Regions from separate parts of the Homo sapiens genome. Here region 1 is linked to region 2. Evidence: chromatin contacts called from ENCODE Hi-C data. All regions are on one chromosome and are shown on one strand. The core of a region is the stretch at or near the end of the contact, and the rest is flanking DNA. Distances in the headings are between cores, read along the strand shown. Region 1 overlaps CMTM7 (CKLF like MARVEL transmembrane domain containing 7). Region 2 overlaps OSBPL10 (oxysterol binding protein like 10).

The links. A loop is a pair of places that touch in the nucleus more often than their neighbours do. Pooled maps may share reads with other maps.
Region 1: a loop to region 2 is called in a pooled map, with 3 times the contacts of the local background. The contact joins two enhancer-like sites. A Hi-C loop is called at or near these places in 5 of 37 single-sample maps with no recorded cell type and 4 of 50 pooled maps.

What each region holds. Positions count from the first base shown.
Region 1 is chr3:32,427,066-32,429,765 of GRCh38, forward strand. All of the region lies in intron 1 of CMTM7 (CKLF like MARVEL transmembrane domain containing 7), which reads left to right. Among named protein-coding and RNA genes, the nearest start is that of CMTM7, 37 kb to the left of the region's middle. Within about 2 kb of position 1,451, at least 7 of the 41 ENCODE cell types and tissues checked have a DNase peak (open chromatin) inside an H3K27ac peak, as active enhancers do.
Region 2 is chr3:31,950,971-31,953,670 of GRCh38, forward strand. All of the region lies in intron 1 of OSBPL10 (oxysterol binding protein like 10), which reads right to left. Among named protein-coding and RNA genes, the nearest start is that of OSBPL10, 29 kb to the right of the region's middle. RefSeq lists an enhancer at 1,540-1,589. Within about 2 kb of position 1,406, at least 3 of the 41 ENCODE cell types and tissues checked have a DNase peak (open chromatin) inside an H3K27ac peak, as active enhancers do.

The DNA of each region.
Region 1 (2,700 bases), core at 201-2,700, 480 kb after region 2:
AAAGTTAAGGCCACACCACTAGAAAATGGCACCAGCCATTGAACTGAGTGGAAATACAACTGGGTTTACACAGAAATGAACTCAGGGCATGGCTGGAGGGACCACTCCCTGGCTGCTATTTATGAAAGGTTACTGACTTCTCCAGACTAGCTGAGTAGCCCTTCCTAGAAGCCCAATACTTAATCTAAGGAGGGACAAAGGTCTGGTCCCACTGAGCAGGACAAACACGTAGTGAGTTCTTTTATTGAGTGGCTGCCTTGTGAGATCCAAAGAAACCCAAACCCTGCCTGGATCTGAAGGAAGTTTCTTCTCATGAAGGGCATGAGAATGAGACTGGAAGGAGCTGTGGCAGATGCTAGAGAAAGGGTGGGCGGGAGAGGTGCCCTCGGTATGGGGACCAGGAGGGCAAGAGAGTGCTTCTTAGACAGTCTGGGACTGTATAATACCATAGCCACTAGCTACATGAGGGCTATATAGATTTAGATTAATGAAAATCAAATTAAGAATTCAGTTCTTTGGTCACACTAGCCCATTATAAAGGCTTAGTAGTCACAGGAGGCCATGGGCTGCCATATTGGACAGCACAAGTAGAGAACATTTCCATCATCACAGAAAGTTCTATTGGAAATCTGATCTAGAAGCAGGAGTTTGGCAGGGGGCAGATTAAAGGATAGAGAATGACCTGTAGTCTATTTCAATTTGGACATGGGTCACGCATGGGAAAGTAGAAGCAGACGTTGGAAAGGGAGTTTGGGGCTATTCCTTGGCGTGATCTGTGAGCTTCATTTTGTGTGGACTTTGTATTAGACCTCTGTAGTGTTTAGGATAGGAAGTCTCATTAGATCAAACTCTTAAGTGTCTGTCATGCCCATAGCCTCTTCTGAGGAAGCTATGCCAGTATGTGGCATCACCTAACCCTGGGCCAAACTGGCTAGGGCAGAGACTGCATTGTTCATAGTCTGGACACAAGGAAGGTCTGAGGCCCATGAAGTGATGGGTAAATACGGTCCTTCCTGTGGAGAGTGTGCTGTGAGAGGGGCTTGGTCCCAGAATACATGGCAGGGACACACAGGAGCAGGAGAGAAGGATGCCCGCTTGTGGCTATACCCTGAGCAGTGAGGAAGGCCCACCAGCTCTCTCCAAAGCCTGCCTGAGAGGTGCTGAGAGGGCTCCCCAGGCCCTTTGCAACAAACCCCATTGCCAGAGGTGGCCAGAGTGCAGCCTCAGTCCTCCCTGCAGCCTCAGAGTCCGACTCCTGGGGCCACCTGCCTGACCTTGAATTTTTCCTTCATTTCCTCATCTCAATACTAACCAGATCGGGGTACCTCATGGAGGAGAAATGTAAAATAAACAGGAGTTTCAATGAACTGTCAATTAGGAAGGGGTTTAAGTGTCTGCTGAGCCTCTAGAGAGCAGGAAGTCAAGGGTGTCTGTGAGATTCAGGCAGGAAAGAGGTTTAGAAAGGAGCGAAGCTGAGGTGTTGTGGGGCGGCTTCCCTGTTGGGGGCTAAGCCGGCCTGGGCTTTGGCTGTAAGGAGTCAGTCTCATCTTAGTGTGAGCCCTTTTGCTCCTTTTTCTGCTTACATAACATCTTTGTTTGGCTTGTAAAATTATACCATGCCAGACATATTTCCAGACACCTCAGGCTCTTTTCTCTACCAAGTTGATCCAAGCAGCTTGGTTGTTTTTCCAGCCAATCCTGATCGTCATTGCTCCAGAAGGTTTCTTCTATTCTTCACAGAGACTTAGATGAGCTGTGTTCAGCCCACCTTGCACCTGAGAGTCGTGGAAAGCCGCAGATAACAGCTGCCCACCTGTGGCCCACCTGGCCCCACTCAGACACCAGCCAGGGTTTGCTTGACTGCACCAGACCTGCTCCCACCAAGGCTCTGCGCTGGTATTTGCACTGGTAACTTTTGTGAATGTAGAGCCTCATCGTTTGGTCTGGCTGTGGTCAGAATGTGAACTATTGCACTTTCATTCAGTTTATCGAAAGGAACCAAAAATCGTTGTCTACTCTTGAATGAAGCCCCATTGTGTATCACACTGCTCGAATTGCTTATTAAACAGAATTATTATTTTATAGTTTTAAAAATAAAAAGAATAATTTCACAACTTCCTCTCATGCCTTTATGGGAAGAGTGATGACTGCAAATCTGAATCCTTTTTTCCCCCTCCCCTCTTTTGTCTTAATGACTGTTAATTCTTTCTCTAAGCTTATTGAGTAGTGTATTTTTTTTTTTTTTTGAGATACGGTTTCACTCTGTCACCCTGGTTGGAGTGCAGTGGCATGATCTCGGCTCACTGAAACCTCCACCTCCTGGGTTCAAGTGATCCTCCCACCTCAGCCTCCCGAGTAGCTGGGACTACAGGCATGCGTCACCATACCTAGCTAATTTTTATGTTTTGGTAGAGACAGGGTTTCACCATGTTGACTAGGCTGGTCTCAAACTCCTGACCAAGTGATCCACCTGCCTTGGCCTCCCAAAGTGCTGGCATTACAGGCGTGAGCCATCACGGCTGGCTGGAGCAGTGTATTTTTTTTTTTTTTTTTGAGACGGAGTCTCACTCTGTCGCCCAGGCTGGAGTGCAGTGGCGCGATCTTGGCTCACTGCAAGCTCTGTCTCCCAGGTTGACGCCATTCTCCTGCCTCAGCCTCCCGAGTAGCTGGGACTACAGGCGCCCGCCACCACACCCAGCT
Region 2 (2,700 bases), core at 156-2,655:
ATAAATTACCCAGTCTCAGATATTCCTTTATAGCAATGCAAAACGGACTAACACACCAACAATTCAACTTCTACATCAACATCACAAGGAAATTCTTGCGTGTGTGTACTGGGAGATACATACTAACTTACACACAGCAGTAACACCGTTCACAGAGGAAGAAATGGTGAACAACCTAAATACCCATCACCAGGATAAAAAATTTGTGACATAGTCACACAAAGAATGTTATACAGCATTGAAAAGAAATGCACTGAAGTTAGACACAATAACGGGAATCAATTTTGGAAACAAAACGGGAAAAAAAAAAGACTTGCAGAAAACTATATACAACATCCTTTTAAAAATATAAAACTGAGAAACAAAACTAAATAATACAGAGAGATAACACACATTATTTTTGTAAAATATCTATTATAAAAATACTTTATATTATACAAAGGTGAAGGAATGATGAACTTGAAACTCAAGAGTTAGTGGTTACCTAAAAGAGGGGAGGAAAGGATTGAGTTGAAGAAGAATACTTGGGCAGATGAGCTACTAGTGGTTATATTATCCTTCCTAGAGTGAATGGTGAGCTCATGCCTGTTCATTTTCTTATGCTCTGTTACATATATGATTGCATATATTCTTTAATATAAATCAATTATATTTTTCAAATATTAGAAAAAAGCTATTTAGATCATTTATTCTATGATTGTATACAATTATAAAAATAGAAACTAATATATAAATGTTAATTTAAACTATATAATTATATATTTAAATTATATGGAGTATTTATTATTATTCCCATTTTACTGATGAAGAAACTGAGAGTTAAAAAGGTAGGATAACTTTACACATCCAGTTAAGTGAAAGTGACAAACTAAGCTTTTCATTAACTTTAAAACCCATGCTTTAACACCGTGCTATACTCTTAAGATTTCCACCAGCGAAGAAAAAAATTAGATATAATTCACAAGATTCAAGAATCCCTGCCTAAAACTCCATTAGTGTGCAACTCTTACAGAACTCCTACTATAATCTGTGCCTTCCATGAGTGGTGGGAAATGAGTATTGTTTATTAGGATTTGTTAGCTCTAAAGACAAACTTATTTACATGTTAACATATAGTCATATTAAACAAAAGACTCTTAAATTCAATGAAATTTGGAATTTATAGAAAACCTACGATAAAGCATTTTGTTTTATTTTGCAAATGCAAATAAAGAATCCTGGTGCAAAGTGGAAAGCCATGCCTTAGTACACATTAGGTGGATTAAGAAATATGTTTTCTTCAGTGAGGCAAAACTATTCAAGTGATAAATTCATCTGTTTGTCCAGGTTCTTTTCTTGTTTTCACCTTCTGAGCTTCTTTCACTTCCCTTCAAGAGTCATGTTTCCTCTCTCACCCTAGATCTTAACCAGGTGGCACTTCCTCCAAAAGAGTTCCCCACCCTACATCCAGGCGTATCCCTCGTCACGCTCCGTGAGAGCACTTTGCATGCTGCAGTTCAACCACTGCTGTGCATCTTCTTCCTAGCCCACCAGCAACTTGGGGCAGGAACCCATCTACAATAGTCCCCACTGTACCTTCAGGCACAGCATGGGGAGCAATGAGAAGGAATCAACAACTGAATGAAGGGATGATCATACTACTATGTAAAATCCATTCACACGAAAGGATCAGAGGGAACACAGAATAGTAGGAAGGATGTGGCACTTGGAATCAGACTGACCTGTGTTAGAATGTCCCCCCAACATCAGTTGGCTCTGATATTACTAAATATTAAATATTACTAAAACCTGCCCGCCTTGTGTGGTTATTAGAATTAGTGGTGATAATATGTGTGAAGATGATTCTCTCAGGTACTAATCAGTGACTTTAAACTGTGGCTGTCGGGGAAGGGTCCTATATTCTGGTTCAACTGGTCCAGGATGGGATCTGGTGATGAAATTTTTGTAAAATCTTCCTACTTTTTTTTTTTTTTTTTTTTTGAGACGGAGTCTCATTCTGTAGCCCAGGCTGGAGTGCAATGGTGCAATCTCGGCTCACTGCAACCTCCGCCTCCAGGGTTCAAGCAATGCTCCGCCTCAGCCTCCTGAGTAGCTGGGATTACAGGCGCCCACCACCATGCCTGGCTAATTTTTTTGTATTTTTAGTAGAGACGGGGGTCTCACCATCTTGGCCAGGCTGGTCTTGAACTCCTGACCTCGTGATCCATCCACCTCAACCTCCCAAAGTGCTGAGATTACAGGCGTGAGCCAGCGCGCCCGGTCCTCAGATACTTTTAATATGCAGAAAGGTTTCAGAACCTCTCCACGGGACAGAAGCAAGGCAGGAAATAACATCTGCAGAGCCTTGCTGTGTCCAACACTCAGTTGCCACACATTATATTATTTAATACCCCCACACACACAAAGAGTGGGCACTGCTTCCCCCTTACCAAGCAGAAGTGATTCTGTTGTTGTTGTTGTTGCTGTTGAGGACAGGGTCTAGACTGGAGTGCAGTGGCTTGATCACAGCTCACTGCAGCCTCAGCCTCCTGGGCTCAAGCAATCCTCCCACCTCAGCCTCCTAAGTAACTGGGACTACAGATGCATGCCACCACACCTGGCTAATTTTTGTATTTTTTGTAAAGACGGTTTTACCATGTTTCCCAGGCTGATCTCAAGCTCCTGGGCTCAAGCAATCTGCCAGCCTCAGTCTCCCAAAGT